2 separate regions of the Mus musculus genome follow, and region 1 is linked to region 2. Evidence: chromatin loops called from intact Hi-C (ENCODE). Cell type or tissue: heart. All regions are shown on one strand. Each heading gives the region's core, and the rest is flanking DNA. Links, peaks and the distances in the headings are about the cores only.

What was found. Hi-C counts contacts between places; a loop is a spot of excess contacts. Peaks named below come from ENCODE experiments on the same cell type or tissue, not always from the same donor. Only the 100,000 strongest peaks of a DNase experiment are listed, where the experiment ranks them.
Region 1: a loop joins it to region 2, with 1.9 times the contacts of the local background. A loop is called at or near these places in 1 of 42 quality-filtered maps.

Annotation. Positions count from the first base shown.
Region 1 is chr11:119,627,363-119,637,596 of GRCm38, forward strand. The region is part of intron 1 of Rptor (regulatory associated protein of MTOR, complex 1); the gene reads left to right. Among named protein-coding and RNA genes, the nearest start is that of Rptor, 30 kb to the left of the region's middle. In heart, for the core only: no CTCF peak of the experiment used is centred there; no DNase peak of the experiment used is centred there.
Region 2 is chr11:119,732,481-119,742,714 of GRCm38, forward strand. The region is part of intron 4 of Rptor (regulatory associated protein of MTOR, complex 1); the gene reads left to right. Among named protein-coding and RNA genes, the nearest start is that of Rptoros, 97 kb to the right of the region's middle. In heart, for the core only: no CTCF peak of the experiment used is centred there; no DNase peak of the experiment used is centred there; H3K4me3 peaks cover 312 bases; H3K27ac peaks cover 974 bases.

The DNA.
Region 1 (10,234 bases), core at 1,347-9,346, 100 kb before region 2:
TGGGGTTTTATTTATTATGTGTTGGATGTTTTGTCTGCATATTTATCTGTACCACATGCGTGCAGTGTCTGTGGAGGCCAGTAGGGGGCGTTGGGTCACTGAGATGAATTACAGATGGCTGTTAGGAATTGAGCCTGGGTCCCCTGAAACAGCCCCTAGTACCCTTCATTGCTGAGAAATCTTTCTTGCCTCTGCTGTGGGGTCCCTGTCCTGTACTGCAAGGACCCACAAAAGGTGTAAGCTGTACTGAAGTGGAAACATAAGGGTCCCTTGGAAAGTTGGTCGGTTGGTGTTTTGCTGGAGCAAATGTGTGAAGGAACATTTAGCTCAAGTGGACACGGCGAAAGACTAAGACAGACTTGTAAAAGAACATTTCACTGAAACACACAGGAGAGAGGATGTTCTGCTAAAGTAAGTGTGTGAAAGGACACGTGATGAAGGATTCTTTGCTAACAACACACATATATTGGTCCGCCATACATTGTGATAGTTGCGTTGCATTTGCCAGGACTCCATAGAGAGAAATATAGCAAAAAACTTCCGGTGGTGTGCTATAGTTTTTGCTGCTTCCGCCCACTCAGGCTGGTTGACAAAATGATATCATGTGCTAGGACGAGACTCGTGCTGAGGCAAGGCACGTATTGAGACGAGACCTATACAGGACACTCGACGTTTGGATGGAGTATAAAAAGGACTAGATAGACAATGGCGGAGGCTGAGCTAGGCTTGCTTATAGAGCTTGTGGGTCGAGTCTTCACTGATCTTCTCTTTGCTGAGAGAGACACAGCTGAGAATGTCCCTTAGGGTCCCTCCTGCTGACTTGTGCTGGGACTGAGGCCTGGCTGTCTCTGTTAGGTCGTGCTGCCATTGCTGAATTGTGTTTGCATACCCTGACTCTACCAAACTGGGCTGTTGATGTATCCATAAAATGTTTTTGAGTGGCCAGGTGTGGTGGCACACACCTTTAATCCCAGCACTTGGGAGGCAGAGGCAGGTGGATTTCTGAGTTCGAGGCCAGCCTGGTCTACAAAGTGAGTTCCAGGACAGCCAGGGCCATACAGAGAAACCCTGTCTTGAAAAACAAAAACAAAAAAAAAATTTTTTTTTGAGTAGATTGAACTGCTGATTTCCAGACAACACAGATGGGAGTTGCTCCAAAAGAACCTTTCCAGCAGGTCCACTTCCCCGTGTCCTTTCCAGCAGGTCCACTTCCCCGCGTCCTTTCCAGACAGGTCCACTTCCCCGTGTCCTTTCCAGACAGGTCCACTTCCCCGTGTCCTTTCCAGCAGGTCCACTTCCCCGTATCCTTTCCAGACAGGTCCACTTCCCCGTGTCCTTTCCAGCAGGTCCACTTCCCCGTATCCTTTCCAGACAGGTCCACTTCCCCGTATCCTTTCCGGCAGGTCCACTTCCCCGTGTCCTTTCCAGACAGGTCCACTTCCCCATATCCTTTCCAGACAGGTCCACTTCCCCGTATCCTTTCCAGACAGGTCCACTTCCCCGTATCCTTTCCGGCAGGTCCACTTCCCCGTGTCCTTTCCAGCAGGTCCACTTCCCCGTGTCCTTTCCAGACAGGTCCACTTCCCCGTGTCCTTTCCAGCAGGTCCACTTCCCCGTATCCTTTCCAGACAGGTCCACTTCCCCGTGTCCTTTCCGGCAGGTCCACTTCCCCGTATCCTTTCCAGACAGGTCCACTTCCCCGTATCCTTTAAGAACCATCATTAAAAATAAGATTTAAAAATATTAAAGTTACACCATACTGTCCATTGTCCCAGAACATAAGATGTTTTAAATGTTATCAGTGATGCTGATAGATACCAAGCTCCCATGACCTTTGCTTAGGGCATTTGCCAGGTACTGCAATTTCAGGTTTGCAGGGTTGGGTTTTAACAGGCATGGCTACGAGACTTGCTCTACTTCCTCCTTCGGTGCTGGTGGCTCTGGGCTCCTGTTCCAGCAACAGGGCTACTTTCACTGTGATCGTTCTTGTGAGTAGGTATGCTGCTGTGATTTTAGTTCTTATTTTTTTCTTATAAGTAATTGTACTTTATGGGGCATACTGTTTGATGTATGCACACTGGAGTGATTGAGTAAATGCCTGTCATTCAGGGCTGGGAGGCAGCTCAGGTAGAATGCTTGCCTAGTATAAGGCAGGCCCCAGATTTAAGCAAGCTTCCCACAACAGCAGCACACAGGCAGGGTTTTACCACTATCTGCAGTTGCGGTACTGTGCAGTGCATCTCAGAACTTACTCCTTGGTGTTGAGATGTCACCCTTCCACCGTTGTCTTCCTAGTGCCCCAGATCCCGCCTCTGCCACTACTACCTGACACATAAAAATGAGGTCATGTGGTGTGTATGGTTATCTTCCTGTGCCTGGCTTACTGCATTGAACAACATACAACTGGATTCCTTCTTTGTGGCTCAGTAGTATCTGATATATGTACACACCACATTTCTGTTTCTCCTCTGTTTGCCTGCTAATGGACACTCAGGTCACTTCCATGTCACGGCTGTTGTAACAAATGCTGAGTGAGCATGGGAATTCAGGTGTCAGACTCTGTCACAGATGGCTGGGTGGTAGCAGAGGCTCTCCATCTTCCTTGTGGCTCTCTGACAGTTCTCTGGCCATTCGATAAAGTCATCCAGAATTTACCCCTTCTTGCTAGTCTAGTAGGAACTCTGACCTGCTCTGGAGCACAGCCTTTTGACAGGGGTGCAGTGTGGATGTCTCTCACTGTGGACATGAGTTTTCCATCTTCTCAGGATCTCTTTGGATTAACAGAAGCAAGCTCTGCTGCTGTGGCTCTCTTTAGAGTTAGTTTTTCCTGGGGCTTAAACATTTGCTAAAGATCTCTTCTCAATTTTGAGGTTAGGATTTTATCCTATGTCCCCGTCCCCACCCTTTTTTTTTTTAAATTAGATATCTTCTTCATTTACATTTCAAATGCTTTCCCGAAAGTCCCCTTAACATTGCCCCCTCCCCCCAACCCACACACTCCTGCCTCCTGGCTCTGGCATTCCCCTGTATATCCGATGTCTTTTAATTCTTAATGCTTGATAGTGTTTTTGGTTTTGGTTTTGATTCTTTTCTTTTCTTTTTTATTGGACAGGATCCCACTCTGCAGCCCTGGCTAGCTTGGACTGACTGTAGATCAGGTTGGCCTGGAGCCCACAGAGACCCTCTTGTGTCTGTTTTTTAATGCTAGGGAGCGTTATAGTTTTGCTGCTTACATTTAGCTTCCTGATCAGGATGAGTGTTGGTAGGCCCAGGTAATTCTTGTTACATGCGACAGTCTTGTCACCGTCAGAAGTGTCCACCCGGCTTTTATAATGAATTACAGAGCCAGACTGTTCCTTAGTAGACATTGGCTTTAGATGTGGGTGAGGCAAGGGCCCAGTCTCGTTTTGTCTCTGAGAAGACCCATGTGTCAGGCTCCTTTGCTTCAGTCTGCAGGACTCCCTGTCACCGGCCTGGTTTGGCCCCATCTCAGGTTGTTCTGGGAGCCTCAGTTGTGCTCTCTGTGGCTTCCTGAAATTGGAAAGAAGTCCAGATAGGTTGTTCTTCATCGTGTGTGCCCTTTTGCATTTTATTTCCACACAGATCTTAAGCCAGTGGATAAATCACAGATGGAGTTGTCCACCTCTTCACATTTTCAAGCTTTTAAATTTCCACGTAGAGGCCCTTCATATCTTTTATTGGATAATTCCTAGAAATTTTACCTCTTTTGTTTGTTTTGTTGCTTAGGAATCAATACAGCTTCTCTTTACATGCTGTGTCTGGAAGCCTTTGACTCTGACTGAGTGTTTGTCTACATATCTGTTTGGATTTCTGTAAACAGAGTCGTGTTGTTCTGAGGGTAATGGCAGTTCCCTCCCTTCCTTCTACTAATCTTGAAGCTCACTGGGAATCCTGTGGTAGGATGAGGCCTCTTCTTTAACTTGCAAAGTGAGCACTGTTTACTCTCTCTTTCTCTGCCATAGGGTCTCTTACTCTATAGCTCAGGTTGGCCTTGAGCTCTTGGCAATCCTCCTGCCCCAACCTGCTGAGTGCTGGGATGACAGGCCTGACACTTGCCAACAGGCTGTGCTCCAGAGCAGGTCAGAGTTCCTAGACTAGCAAGAAGGGGTGAGTTCTGGATGACTTTATCAAACAGCACTATGGAATGGCCAGAGAGCTAGTAAGAGTTGTTTTCATAGTAACAAGAGCTGTTTGGATTTGAGTCGTCTAACTGTGTGCGTGCCATTTGCCTTGTTGATGTGGTGCAGTGCATGCACAGCTAGTGCTGTGTGTGCATTGGTGTGTCTGCAGGCGGCAGGGCACCTGTTCTTAGTGACTGGGCCTGGCCTGGATTAGCTTGGTCCTTGGCTAAAGGTTTTGTTGCAGTACTAAAGCTTAGTCTCCTCCCCTCCACCATCTTTTTTGCTTAGCAGCTCAGGTGAGCCCCTTGGCAGTTTGCTATGTTTTAATACCAAAGCTGTGCTACTTTAGAGATAGGACCTTGGGGAATCTTTTTTTTGTTTCTTCTGTCTTTAGACTTAGAGCAGTATTTGTGGAACTTGTCATCTGGGTCTTTAGTTTCTTCCGTGGAATAACTTTTTTTATACCTATGATTTGCTTTTAAATGGTTATTGGGAGGCTTCATGTCTGCTATGGCCTCATGAGTCAGTTTTGGTTATGTTTCTCAAGAAATTTGTTCTTTTTAAGTATTTGCTAAAAAATTTAGTGGCTATAATTGTTTAACATACTTTAGAAAAATCTGTATTCTTTTGAAGCTTTAATTTGCTTATTTATTTTGGTGTAGTTGAGACAGGCTTTCATGTATCCCAAACCTACTTGAAGCTTAATGATCAGTTTGCTGAGAGGAAAGGCTGTGGGATCATGAGTGTGGAGGGATCATCAGAGAAGAGACTGCACTAGCCAGGGAACGACAGGGAATGACAGGGAATGACAGAGAATGCCAGGGAATGATGGAATGACGGAATGACCGGGTGACAGGGAATGACAGGGGCTGTTTGGACCTTTTCTTATGTCTGCTTTTACTCTGCCAGGTTCTAGCCTTTGCCTCCTCTCTTTGGTTGGCTTTCCTCAGCCTCCACTTTCTGCCCTCCTGTGTTGCATCTGTAGGTGTTCTCTTGCTCTCAGGGCAGACTTGCAGTACAGACGGACCGGGGTTTGCTCATCTCCTTTCCATGCAGAGGCTTTGATGCCAAGAAGGCTGGCCCAGCTGCAGCTGAGAGTGTGAACACTGAAGCTGCAGGCCAGCTGGAACCCAGTTTCATGTTCTGTCAGGGGACAGGGTAGTGGTGCCACAGCTGGGACACCAAGGATGCCCTAGTGACCCAAGGAAAGTGCTAAAAAACTTGCCCACCATTGTGGACTTGGTAGTTCCTAGAGCCTGCCACTGTGGGTTTGGTGGCTCCCAGTGTCTGAAGCTCCTTTTGCTCTGTAGTTGGTGACAATGATGAATATTTAACAGTGTAGTGACAGCTGTCAGCCTTGGGTGATCCTTGTGACTTGGTGGCTTCCGGACGATCCGTGCAGTCTGTCAGGAAAGGTGAGCAGCAGGTGGAGATGGTACCACAAGGTGAAAGGTGATTCTGGGTGACCCTGCAGAGTATCGCTCGGTCAGAAAGTACCACTTCCATGTTTGAAGGTGGCTTTTCTATACACTTCAGCTGGAATATCAAACTGTGACAGATTGAGACATGTTCAATACAGATGCCTAGGCAGAATCCGATGATGCCTGTCAAGCCAGATAGTGAAGAGATTTGCAGAAAAGGAGAAACATCCATTCTTATCACAAAAGAAGTTTTTATTTGGCAAGATAGAGATTTTTGAAAAAATATGTCATTTATGTTAACAATAGATGTATTTGTTATTAATTATAAGTGAATTAATGAAGGTGAAAAAACTTCATGTATTATCTATAATGCTGAATACTGGTAGGTATAATTTGTAGAAGTATTTAGGATCTTGTATAGTTTTTAAAAATAAAAATCACTTCACTGTAAAGAACTTGCAGGGACTGGAGAGATGGCTCAGCAGTTAGTAGTATGTACTAGTTACTTTTTCAGGGGACCTGGGTTCAATTCCCAGTACCTACATGTCAGTTCACAACTATCTCTAGGTCCAGGGGATCTGACACCCTCACACAGACATAAATACAGGCAGAGCACCAATGTACATAAAAGATAAATAAAAAGGAATCATTTAAAAAAGAATTTGCAAATAAAATATACCAGGCAGGTAGACTGATCCGAGTCTGTGCCTCTGCACTGGAGAGCAGCGAAAGCAGCTGCTTGGAAGCTGCAGGCTTCCACTCTGTCTTACACACTTGTGTACACACACACACACACACACACACACAGAGTTAAACTAGGAAAGCCCTTGGGTTTACGTCTTCTTCCTCATGTGTAGCTCGTGTACTGTCCAGGCCTTCATTCCCTCCTCGACACCTCGTACTCTCCACACACCTGTGCTCACCCAGAGCCACACACAGGCAAGGACAGCACACGCTGATTCTCTCTGCGACCACATGGCCTCGATTAATACTCATTCCCAGGACATCTAGTTTCCTGCAAATTGTGTGTGTGTGTGTGTGTGTGTGTGTGTGTGTGTGTGTTAAAGCAGAATAGACTTGTTTAATCCTGTATAGTTGTCAAGGGCATTGGGGGGGGGTGTTAAGAACAAAATGTTGCTGAGACATTCTGGTTCATGGAAGAGGTCACAATGTCCTGTAGTTGGTTTTTTTATAGGAGCGATCTGTCTTTTTGGTCAGATATTGGCAATTTTGGCGGCAGCAGCAGGCTTGTTTCTGTGTCAGTGTTGGTGGCTACTGATAATTGAGGAAGTATTTGTTTTGGGCAGAACCTGTGCTTCCATGAGTCAAGCCTGGTCCCCTGCAGCATCTCTCTTTTTCCTAAGACTGGAGAGATCCTAGAAACCTGGGATGCTGAGGGAAGAGATTGTCTAAGGACAATGAACTGAAAATTGAAGATTTTAATTAAAAATATCTATCATCCAGTGGCTCTTTCCCTTTATTTCTCAAGTGTGGCAGTTCTGATACGTTGGCTGCACTGTGCTCCGTGGTGACTCTGACTGGTGACGGGGTCTCCCCTGAAGCACTCAGACACAAGCCCCTGCAGTGGCTGTCCTTATGACAGCCATCCCTTTGCTTAAGTTTCTGCTTATGCATATTTCAGAAGTTAGGCAGTTGTGAGAATCTTCAGGAAGTGCTCAGGCAATGTCTGGGCTGTTGTATGTGCCTGAGGGGGGATAGGGAAAGAGAAGAAGAGATAGAGGAGGGGGAGGAGGAGCAGGATCATCGTCAGCATCATTATCATCATCATCATCATCATCAGCAGCAGCAGAGAAATGGGAGGCAGGGCCAGGAAGATGGAGGAGAGGAGGAGTCGTGAGCAGCACACATCATCATGGACAGCCTTTTTTGTCTTCTCACCAGCACTAACCGATAGCTACCTTGTTTGGGAGTGAGAGGCGTGCAGGAGCACAGGAAAGCTCTGAGCTCTAGGGTGTCATTCACCCTAATGTACCCAGGCTCTCACACGTTAGGCAAGCTTTCCCCTGCCGTTACCTCCATCAGACCTATCAACTCCCCATGCTCAGCTTGTCTTGAGGTAGGGAAGGGTTCAGCGCTTCTGCTGCTGCATTGTTTGATGCAGATGGATGTTCTGATCGCGTAAAAGAAAACCCATCTTTTTACTAGCCCCGAGTTTAGTTTTATTAAATAGAAATAAAGTCAAAGCTAAACAATTAGAAGACCAAGTCTTCAGAAAACCACAAAGCTCCCCAGAGAAAGAGAGGATCACAAGTTCTGTGCCAGCTTTGGTCTACACAGAGATCTGTCTCAGGGAAAAAAACTCTGGCATTACAGGAGAAGGAACAAGGGTAACCTTAGTCCTTTCATGGTTCTTTGGCTGGATCTAGGAATCCATTAAGTACCTTTGAGACAATGAAGGTGTGGCAGGACAGATGGGTATCTAGAGTCCAGTGTTGTTTTGCTGGACAGTTGCTGAGAGGAGTTTAATTGTAGAAGCTGGTGGGAGGTTAGAGCTGCTTCAGTGTTTCGCCTTCAGGTCCTCTGCATCCTGGCTACTTGGGCCTCCAGTGCTCAGGCTCTTTCTCCAGGAGCCTTTTGTTGTGAAGTCAGACTGAGTGGCTCTTCTTGCACTGGTAGCTCCGTTAGTGGTCTCAGTGTAGGATGATCAGCGGACCTGTCTTAACGCCCTCACTATGGGCCAGCAGCAGTTGGGGTGCAGTGTTTGGGGACTTACTCAGGACCTTTCTCATTGGATGCGTGGAAGTTTCAGCTTGGCTAACCTTGCTGTTGTTCCTGTTTTCATCTGAAGCTTAGGGCTGGAGGGCAGGGAAGCAGCTTATATTGAAGAGGCAATGGCGGCTGTGGGTACTGCTGTAGGCACTATCACACTAAGATACCTTGGCAAGCAGTGTTGTTTACATCTCCTACCCATGACATTTGCATGTCACAGTCTACCCAGGTGAGGTAGGGTGGTTGCCCTAGGAACTTCCATGTCAAACTCAGAGGGGAACTGCCAGCGTCTTCCAGATAGCATTGATATTGCTGTCTCATATTTAAGTGGACTTACATGGAGGTTGGTTGGGAGTTTGGGAGTGCAGCAGGAACTTGGGCTGTTTGCACAGTTTTACCAAAGTGAAATATAATTTACTCTTTTTTCAAAAATTATATATATTATATATAATTTACTTTTAAAAGATAAAAGTATTGGCATTTAAGATAAATAAATACACTCAAATGATCAGCAAAGCACTGTGACCTGACACTGAAGCTGTGTAGACAGCAGAGCCCCAGGCCTTGGCAGTCATCAACAGAGTCTGTGTGCAAGGGCTGGGGCTCGCTAAGAGGAGGGGAACATGGGCCTAGGTGTGCAGAGGACATTAGTCACACAGTTTGGAAGGAAATGGAACAAGATTTTTTCCCATGAGATGAAGAAGTCAGAAGGTGGAGATGAATGGGGTTGGGTAACATGGTGGAAAATCAAGGCTAAAGCAAGGCTGCCCACAGGAATCCAATAGTTGGGAGCAGTGAACATTTGGAGCTGGTGAAAGCTGCTTTCTAGAGTCATCTGTGTGTAGTGTGTGGCAGTAGGTGTTATTAATCAAAGTGTGCCAGGGGTCTAACTTATAAGTAAAATAGTGCCACTTCTATAGAGGATCTGGGCGGGGAGTAAAGCTAAGTGTATGCTGAGATCTTGACATTTCAGCAGAAGCAGAGGTCTCATACTTAGGATAGGATCCAAGATAAGCACTGTGCACACACACCATCTGTCTCTTGGTGGTGGCAGTGATGAAATAGTAGGCCTTGAACATGCTAGTCAAATAATTCGCCAGTAAGTCACATTCTCATCCATTGGTTTTCTGAGACAGGGTCTCACTATGTAGCTTAGACTGGTCTCAAACTTGTTATGTAACCTAGGGCGTCTTCTACCTCTTGATGCTCCTACTTCGGCCTCCTAAGTACTGACATCATAGGCATGCACTACCATGCTTGGCTTGAGCTGCTTTCAAATTTGTATTTGGTGTATGTATGTGTTTCAGAGGACATCCTCTATGTTGATATTCAGGTGTTATCCATATGTATATATTTACTTATTGAGATAGGATATCTTACTGACATGGAACTTGCCAAGTAGTTGAGGATATGTGGCCCGTGAAACTGCTGTCTCTACCGTCTGCCTCTAGCTCCCTGCACTGGGTACAGGCACACCTCACCTGCCTGCCTTTCTCGGTGAGTGCCGCTGATCGAGCATGTGCTGTGCAGCTGTTTGCTGACTGGTCACCTCCCGGCTTTGAGCTTCCTTTGCTTCTTTCACTGCTTCTTACCTAGAAAAAAAAAAGGAATTAAAAACCTAGAAGTTCACACAGCTTATTGGAGTGAGAGAATCCTCTATAACATTCCTGTCTGAAGATGCTGGGGCGTGTTTGAGGTCTGTAAGAGGCAAGCCTGCCTGCTCTGTTGACTGCCTTTCTGAGGACCCTTTAAGTTGCAGCTCCATGGTCACGCACACTTTGTTCAGCAGCTGTTTTCACTCAGTAATGAAAATGAGAGTCGATAGTGTGTGGATCTACACATTCATCTTGTGGGAGGGAAAAGCTTTCCAGTGTGACCCCAGTATCAGCAAGGCGTGGAGGACCATGAGTGCTACAGACTCCTGGACACGGGGCATGGACC
Region 2 (10,234 bases), core at 1,114-9,113:
CCAGGCTGGACTACATAGCAAGGTCATGACTCAAAGCCTTTACTCCAACCCCAGTCACAGTAGCACTGTGGTGGCCCGCATGTAGAAGTGGACATGGAGGGTGTGGCTGACCCTAACCTAGCCAGGTGTCATTTTGTCAGTCACAGACTTTCTGATCCTTGAGTGTACCCAAAGCCAGCTCCTTCTCCTCCTGAGTCCTCTGTAGCTTTCCTGTGGTCTCTGTGTTGTGTCTGGTTCTCTGTGGCAGCAATGTCATTGTGTTCTGAGTCCTAGACAATTACTAGTCTGTCTCTGGTGGACAGTCATACGAAAATAGTAAATCTATGGAAAAAAAATCAAATCAACAGGACAATGAAGTGGGGGAAATTAAGACAAGACAAAAGAGATTTCTGCATCTGAGACTGGCTTCACAGGTGCTGCGGCTTGGGGGTTCAGAGCACAGTGACATTGCTGTAAGCAGAGCCGGCCTTTGAAGGCTGAGGTTCAGTCTAAATGTAAACAAATAAAAGGACTAAAATTGCTCTGAACTAAAATGTAAAGCCGAGAAACTCACACTCAGTGCATCAAGAGAGGCAAGCTGAGATGAAGCCTGCTCTTCTAGGTGAAGTGGGTCCAGCTATACAGGCAAGAAAGTCACTTGGCTCTGTGCTGGGTGCACAAGCAAAGATCAAAAATAGCTTCTGTCGTGCTGGACTCTGTAGAACACAGGAAAAGGCTCGCTGAGTGGAAAAACCCTTCTCTGCCAGAAATGCCTTCAAATGCTGGACCTGCTTGCTCTCTTCAGTGTCTGTCTCACCCAGTATCTCTCTCAGAGTTTGACTGCTCTGGACATAAGGAGATAAAGCCTCATGGAGACCACACTAAAAGTAAAGATTAGATTGTTTCCTGTTAGGTGCTGTTTTAAATCAAGTTAAAGAGAAACCTGCTGATTGTGTAGTGACAAGTGAAGTGATGCAGGAAAGATGGACTGACCCTTTAAGAGTGGACCAGCAGCGAGCTCCCTTCCTTCCCAGGGACCCCCCCTGCAGGAGTCAAGTCAGCACCAAGTGGAGCCTTCCACTGAGGGAGATGGGAGACTGTGTCTACACTAAGGTTTAAAGGGGACAGAAAACAAGGTGGTGTGCTGGAGGAAGGAGTGTGGCCAGGTGGCTTCTAGGATCCCTCCCCCTCTGTTGCCTGAGAGATGGATTTGAGAAGACAGCAAGAAAGCCAGCATAAGGTAAAAATGGTGATATACTAAACACTGCCACCAAGGTGAGCTTGCATGTTGAGGCCGTCAGTGGAGGGCAAGGTGATGGACTGAGGACAGATGGACAGAGCAGCTGAGGCCTGGAGCGTGACCGGGATGAAGCGACAGGAAGAAGGGGCTGATGTCACCTGCTGGCCTGGGCTGTGAGTGTGTGCCTGTGAGAAGCGTGAGAAGTGGTATTGGGTCCCCAGCTTATGATGACTAGGCCTGAAGAAAGCGTGAGGTCTGGGAGCCAGAGCAAGGCCCCCGGAGGTGCTAGTGGGTCTTTGGAACATAAGTAAAGATGGGCCCTGTTGTGAGTCGTCGTCTCTGCTTCTACCTGACCTGTCTTGTGGTTAAATAACCATGAGCTCCACAAACAACTTACAGATACTGTTCTTATGACTACACATATAAGCACATGCACACACATACACAGCACATGTAGTTTTTGTTTTTCACAGGTATCTAGATGCTACCTACCTCTTTGTCTGGTATGGAACAGACAGCTGCTGCTTCTATTGAAAGGCAGATTGTTTAGGTTTTAAAACATGCACTTGGTGGAAAACATTGTGACTTTCATAATTGCATTATTCTCACCGATATCGTTTGTTGAAATTGTTACTTTGGGGGAGTCCAGGAAACGACAAAAGCCTTCATTTCACTGTGAACTTGACCCTCTCTTTTTAGAATTTCTAGCGTCTTACATTTGCTTATAGTAGTTGAAGGCCATCAGCAAAAATGCTGTTTCTTTAGAGAAAGCCTGGAAACCTTAGGCTACTTCTTTTCTTTATAAATTTATAAAGAAATTCCTCGGTGCTGAAAGGTATAGTTACCTTCACCCACATTTTGAACTTTTTAATAAAATGTTTCTAGAGCCACTAAAAATTCAACATTTGTAAAACAGTCGATGTAGCATTCTTCTGATTGCATGAGAAGGGGTCTAGGAACTGGGTAGCTGCTGTGTGGGATTAAGCTACCTCAGTGCCCCCTCCCCCATGTTCTCTCAGCAGACCCTCACTTTCCCCACCTCTTCCGAGTTGGTTCCCCATCCTGCTCTCTGGTCTGAAGCTGTGGCCTTTCCTGCTCGTTTTGGCTCGTTTGGTTCACCTTCACGGGCTTAGCTGACAGCCTCACCCATCTCCTTTGGCCCTTCCCTCACTGCTGGCCTTCCTGCTGGGTATCTTGGTCATGTGAGACCTTTGTGGATGCTGTGGTCTGTTATTCTTCACGCCTGATTTGTTGTTTTTTAAGTGAATGATATCACTGTTCATATCTTAAATAGCTTGCTTTCCCATTCCTTCTGAATGTCCCAAGCTTCAGTTTCCAGGTATTTGAGTGTTTATTAGCCAGGTGTATAGCTACTGCATGGTAATGGTGTGTTTTATGTATTTAATACTGATTTCACATGGGATCATTATAACATTGATTGTTCTTGGAATTCTTGGGTATGTGGTTAGAAACATTCTAATTCTTCTTTGGTTCCCTTAGAGCCACAACAGCTGCAAATCCCAGCCGTGTTGAATGTAGAACATGTGTTTACATGGAACAGTACATAGGAAAAGGTCACCTGACACTTGGGAGTTACTGTCCTAGCTTTGTATCTGTGGCAGGCACCTGAGACAATCAGCTTGCTTGCTTGGTTCTGTGCCAGAATACACCAATACAGCATGGCAGGACCATTGACAGAGAGATCCATGCCCAGGAATGAAAAAGGAGCTCAGGACCGCACACTCTCCCACTGGCCCAAGACCAAGGAACATTCTAGATCCAAACTCTAGTACTTTGAGCATGGTAAAACCTGTGAACTTGCTCCCCATCTCTCTCTCTCTCTCTCTCTCTCTCTCTCTCTCTCTCTCTCTCTCTCTCTGTGTGTGTGTGTGTGTGTTCGGAGGTTTATTTCCTGAGCAAACTGTCTCTTGAACCACATTTCTCATTGTTCCGATCTTAGAAAATTATTTTGGCACAGACAAGGTCTTGTATTTTGCCGGCTTGTCTCAAATCCGCTGTTCCCCTGTGTTATTCTCAAATCCCAGTGTTACAGTGAAGAACTCCCTGCCTCACTGGTTACAGTGAAGAACTCCCTGCCTCACTGGTTACAGTGAAGAACTCCCTGCCTCACTGGTTACAGTGAAGGGTGCCCTGCCTCACTGATTACAGTGTTTTGTGTAGTTTTGAGTTTATATAAGCGTTATCAAGAGTGGTCCAGCTGACCTTTTTATTCAGGTTTGTGTTTCTGTTGCGGTTGATTCTGTCAGGCTGAGAGTCGACTTGAAATGCTCTATGGCTCAATGATCCTTTTCCCTGTTGCTGACACCTGTATTGTTTCTAGTTTTCTTCTCTTTATAAAGAATCTTTCTCTCACTATATTTGTGCTGAATGTTTAAAAAAAAAGTCTAAGAGGAGGATAGAAAAAAGAACATGTATTTTATGTCAGTCCATGGTGGCTTTGCTGTACTGTCTCAGCTGAACTAGACTCTGGCCCACCATCCTGGCAATTTGTAGGCTGTCTAACTCATGTTTCCAGCACATGCCAAAGCAGGCTTTGGGAACTACACAAGAGTGTACTGCTTAGAAATTAGGGCTTTTTGAGGCTAGAGAGATGGCTCACTGGTTAAGAATATGGGCTGCTCTTTCAGAAAACAAAGGTTTGAGTCCCAGCACCTAACAATGGTTTGTAACTCCATTTTCAGGGGGAATCTGCTGCCTTTTTCTACTCTGAGTACTGCATACACACAGCTGTGCGTGTAGACAGGACACCTTTACATGTAAAAATAAAATCAAAATAGTTCTCAAAAAAAAGAAAGAAGGAAAGACAGACCAGAGCTTTCTATAGAGCCAGGAATTTTCTTTAAGTAAGTATTGTGTGTTTTAAGAAATGTTTGTCTTTGCATGCGGATGGTAGCACTCACAGTTTCTGTAGCAAATTGGCATTTTCCACCTTACGGATGCTGTAGAAATGTGACAGTCTCGAGCTGAATCAGGAGAGATAAGATCGGGTCAAGGCTGGTGTGAGCCTACTGATGGAGAAGGGTCTGCCTTCAGCTGTAAGCTCACAGTGAGCTGACTGAACTCAGTGGTACTTCTTTATCATGTTTAGGGGAGGGAGAGCCTCTGCTGCCTTGTGTCAGTCAGGGGAGCATCATTCTAGCTGCTGTAGAACCCCAGCTCTGACAGCCTGGTGCTTCCCAGTTGAAAGCTGTAGAGAAGTGTCTGTAACACTGTGGTCCCTTTCAAGGCATTGGACAGCCTCGTTGACAAGTAGTGTTTAGGGTCTGCTGGAAATTGGGCAGTAAGTTGGTCCTAATATGAGGTAGGTGGAGGTCACGGATGTGCGGCAGGAACTGAGTAAACTCCCTGAAAGTTCAGGGAGGAGGGGACCGCCCAGAGACAGAAGCCCTGTCCTGGGCCACAGGGTGTCAAAGAGCAGCCTGATATCTGAACGGCACAGAGGGATCAGAGCCTCATGGTCCCACTCAGATGTTGAAGCTAAAAGATTGCCCTGGAAGAAGCAGAAAGAAGTGCTACCACTATAGCATGAGCTGGGGGTGGGGAGATGGGAGGAGCTAGAGGATGGGGAGGGGAGGAGAGGAGGAGTGGGAGGACATCAGACAGCAAGCAGAGAGGGTTTCAATGTTTCTCACATAAGGAGAGGTGTCATCTGCGGTGATGCTCGAGCCAGTTTAATGACTGACAACTACACACCACATACATGCTGCACTGTGCCCCACGAGCACATGTATTGGTGAGTGTGCTTGTGGCCCCCTGTGAGAACCCGAGATGGGCCCCTGGGACTGACACGGTAGGCTAGAACTGACACCGAAGGTTGTTCTGGCTGATGGTGTTCACTGTTGCTAGTGGTGCTACCTAATGGCTTGGCCAGTTGCTGCTTTGGTCTCTTTCTGGTCATCAGTGGATACCCCAGAGACACTTTGAAGCCATGCACAAGCTGCACGCCCTTAGACAGTCTCTTGTTCCTCTTCTGCACTCCAGTAGGGGCACCACTGGTTTCTCCAGCTATTAGATGGATTCATCTGCTTTTCATTTTCCTTACAGTTGGTTAGTATTGAGCCCATGCTTATTTTGGTGTTTGTGTTATGGTCTAATAATAGGATTTTTCTATTGTAAAAAGTATTCCGTTTTGGGCCCAAACTTGGATAACTGGTAAGACCTGTCACCACATTGTATTGTGCTGTGTCTATTGTGTCTGTCATGTCGTTATCCTCCTCATCCTCACATTATAGCACATACACCTCTTTGATGTGTCCACCATTCTTTGAGCCTTCTTTACAGCTCTTCAAGAGGCCGCAAGTTCCTACAGTATTTCCTCTAGAGTCAACCCTGATGTGAGCCATTTCCATACAGATGCTAGGTCCACCCAAGAACCTTACTTAGAAACAAAGATGTGAGCTCTTGGCATGTTCATTGTCTTTGTGGTGGATACAGTTGGGCATGTTTTTTCAAGGGCTAACCTGTGCTATGTGGGTCTGTATTTGTGCATTTGTGTGTTGTAGAGAACTCAGACGATGATCAAGTGGGGAGTGAGAGACTTGGGGCTAGACTAGGACTGAAGTTGTTAAGATTTCAGATTTCTGTGGATGTTCTTGAATAGGCTACACTCTTTATACTGTAGTGAGTCTACAGCAGATAAAGGAAGGTGGGATTGCAGGAAGCTGTCAGGTGATGAGTGCTTTCTGTGTCAGGAGGAGGCAACTCTGCTTGTAGATAGTTCAGAGAGACAGAGGATGACATTAGTGGATGAATCATGAGAAAGGGGATGATGTAGGAAAATCGTGTCTGCTGAGAGCAAGACCCAAGGAACCCTGCTTTCTCTGAGATGTGGGAAAGAAGGAAGGGGGAAGAAAGGGAATGAGGGAAGAGGTAAACAGAGGTTGCTGCTGGTGGCATGTGCATCAGCTGCTGTCTGAGCTTATGTCTACATGAGAAAGCAGGCTGAGCCCCCAGAGGCACAGGAGGCAGAACATCAGCATGCCCCCCCCCCATAACTGCTGTGACGTTAGGATGCTGTATGTTGAGAACACCACCACCGCAGAGTGCTGACAGGGTTAGGAGATCAGTGGCAGCAATTGTGATGGTGTTTCTGTGAGCTTATCGCAATGGCCAAGCCTGGGAGAGGCTCTGTAGAGCCTCATGTCATCCTCTGCATGCCTACTGTCCACAGATACACCTGGAAGAGGAAGTTTGAGTTTCTCAGAAACTCGTAGGCCAATGGCATCTATGGCCTCAGCACTCCCTAGGAGACTTGATGCCACTCCTTTGCTGGACATCAAAGTGACTGTTCCATGTGTCCAGGTTTGCCTGTCTAGGGTGCATCTATGGGGGTGCCACTGTGCACTTGACAAAGCTAGATCCCTCTTCCCCACCATCCACTCCACTGCAGCTCTGTCTGGCCCTCCCTGGGGGTGGCCTGTTGATCATCTTTGCCTTTCTCTCTGCTCATTGTTGTGGCAGTACCAGGCGTAGGAGTTGCATGGCATTGCCATCTGCTCCATAGTTGAAATCAGAGCTTAGCTTCACTCTTCCCAGAAGTCTTAGTGGTGCAGTGCATGTGTTCCTGGGATCCGACCCTTCCAAGAGATTGACCTGGTAAAAGACCAGGTATTCCTGCACTGTTGTGGGCTGGGCTTTTTCCAACCATAGCTGCTGTTACAGTTGACACAGCCTGCAGTGACAGTCTGATAAAGCAAGTGGTGTTTCCCCCTTGTGTTTAACGGGATCTGTCAGAGAAAGTGAATTTTAATGAATACATTCTATAAAACCCATTTCTAGCTCTTTGATTAGGGCTTCCCTGCTCTCTCAGTCTAGGCAGGCCTGAAGCCAGCCCTCTGCTCACAGCCCCTCTCTGTTCCCCAGTCTCTGCTTGCCAGGGTTTCTGAATGCTGGGTGGGGCCTCTGCCCATCAGGGAGTACTCAGGTACAGGGCCGGGTTCCCAAAGGACATGTGGCTTCTTTTGTTCCTGCTGCACTGGGTGTTGATCCCCTGTGTGCCAAGGCCGTGCTTGCAGCTGCACTTGGCTGGCTCGTAGGACCTTAATTCTGGCCTGGAGCTTGACAAACCCTCGGCAGTCCTTTTGAGATGGGTTCTGGGAGCCAATGAGCTTGTTAGTGAAGCTTAGCTCTCAAAGGCCATTCTCTTCCTGGTGGTTTAATAGAGTGGATTTTGTTGTCCCAGAGGATCACAGCCTGTCAAGTTTGTCCTCACTAAACTACACAGCTAATGGTTTTGGTGAGACTGTCCCCCTTTTCAGTCAGTTTTCCTTAAGGAGCATTTGACGACATTTGGAGATCCTTTGGATGGTCAGGGCTAACTGGCTCTGGCCTTGGTTGGTTACAGCCAGGGATGCTGCTGTTCGTGGCACAGTGCACAGTTCTGTGCAGTGTATGGACATGGAGAAATGTCACTGTGGGAACAGATCATCAAGGAATCTGCTCCTAGTCAGGTGTCAGATGTGTTGATGTATTTAAGCCATCTACAATGGGAGGCACCTGCGTGGATGGGAGTCAGTACAAGTCCTTCATAACTAAAGGCACAGGGCCAATAAATACCAGTGTTCGGTTCTAGGGTTTGTTCAGTGTTGCCTTATGGGTGGGTACCAGCTCTTAGGATCTGGGTGTTGCCCTGTACCTTGCTATTAATGCATTGTGGAAGATGGAAGTTGTTAAAGGTTTCCCTAATATATCTGGCCTTCATTATTTTAATAAATCAATACTAAGTAACTTGATGATTTAGAGATTTAAATGTAACTTTGCATTTGGGCAAATGTAAATAGCAGACTTAATTCATGCTTGTTTGCTGTTTGTGGGACCTGTGGGCTTGCATCTGGAACACAATATAGATGACAGTGTCTCTGGTCATCAGCAGCTACACAGACCCCGAGAGCTGCATTCATTCCTCTTGGGGCCTACAGTGTGTGAGACGTATGAACTGACTCAGGTTGCAGTGGTCCTCACTGCTGTTGTTGTGCTCTGCACACTACAAGGTTACTTTTAGTCTCTAGGCATCGAGAGCTGGAGAGACTTTTCCAGTGTCATTGATGAAGAACATTTCTCCACATTCATATACTTACAGCGGCTTGGGAGGGACATGGAAGCCTATCACTGGGCATGCCCACTTGCTCCCTTGCAGTGGTCTGTGTGCATCCTGTCTTGTAGATTCTTACAGAACATATACATAAAAGGAGTACCTGTGATGTGTCCTCCTGAATACAGAGCTTGTCACAGATGGAGGCCTAGCCTTCATGCATCAGCTCGTTTGTGAGCATGTAGCTACTTAGTTGTCTGAGTGTGCAAAGCAACACTGACATGGCAAGGTGACCTGCCTCACATCTGCAACTCTCTTTGACACGCATGCTTGTGTGTGTGTATGTGTGTGTGTGTGTGTGTGTGTGAATGATGTTCTGAAGTTCACATTTTACAATCATTAAGAAGCCACCCATACCTCCTTTTCATGTGGCTCTTTATAAAGACAAGTTCTGCTTGTCAGGGGCACAGCACTCACTAGAGTCAGGAAGGATGAGCTCCCTCTGCCTCTCAGATCAGCTGGGTTTCTTAGTGTTTGTTAGGCAACTAGGTCTTAATGTGCTGGCTAGCCTCAGCTCATGCAGTCCTCTGCCTCAGTCTCTCATATAGCTAGGACCGCAGGCTCTGCCTCCCTGTCCAGCTTGCTCATTGATTCTCTTGTATGAGCTTTGTGAGGATTCAGGTGGGCTGTAGGTTAAGGGTCTTTATTTAGGGCCTAGGCTTCTCAGCCTGTAAGACTGGCCAGGATGCAGGTCCCAAGGTGAGCACTAAGAACACTTAGGGTTGGGATGTGGAATGTTGAACTGTAGTCACGTGTCACTGGCCAGGTTCAAAGGAAACATGTTGTGTCCTCAACCAGAGCTCTCCTGTGTAGAAGGGCAGAAAACAGACACCAGGCCACAGTGGGTCACAGTTTTACTAGAACAAACATCTTCAGTGTCCTTTGTACAAATGCCAGAGTTTCTGTAGAGACATGTGGAAGCTGACAAATGGGATAGACTTGTTTTGTTTTGTTTTGTTTTAGGTTTTTTGAGATAAGGTTTCTCTGTGTAGCCCTGGCTGTCCTGGAACCCACTCTGTAGACCAGGCTGGCCTCGAACTTAGAGATCTGCCTGCCTCTGCCTCCCAAGTGCTGGATTAAAGGGTCACCACGACCCATGGTTAGAGATTTTAAAACTTGATCAGTACTGACAAATCATCTTCCAGAATCTTTTTTGTTAATTTCTACATCCATCAGCACTAAGTTCAACCACCTTGGTCATTATGAAGCATTATTTATTTTTTATCTTTTTTTTTTATTCTGCTGAAGAAAATCAGATGGAATTGTGTAGGTGGGTGGATAGATTGACTCTCACTTTCCCACTATCATCTGACAGACTGGTGCACAGCCCTTCCTAACCACTACCATTCATGTCTGCTGTGCGTGCTCCTGTTCTGAGCTTTGCTGGCCAGAGCGGGAGGGGCTCGCACACACCTCTAAGCATGAAACTGGTGTCGGCTCTATCGCCTTCCTTTAGAAGCTACCAGTCATAAATGTGTGTTTATATCTCGTTTCTTTTAGACTTTTAGATTTTGTGAGTGGTTTAAGAAGGTTTTTTTCTTCATCTAAGTAAATAAAAATATTGTGTTTATACATTGTAAATTCTGGGTTTTTGTTTGTTTGGTTGGTTTTTTTGTTTTTGGGTTTTTTGGTACATTGTCTGTGAGGCAATATCAAATGGTTAGTTAGACTTTCTAGCATCACCCACTGAGTCATTCATCCGTTCTTTACTGATTTAAAATGCCGTTTCATCACAGTTATGTATGTGGGTCTATTTCTGGGCCTTTCCTCTGTTGATTTGTTTGTCTCGCCCTCAATAATACCAGCCTGTAATTACATAAATTTATAGCCTTTCTAATATCTGGTAGTGCGAATCTCTGTTCATTATTCTTTATTAAATTTTCTTTTTTTCTAATTTTGTGATT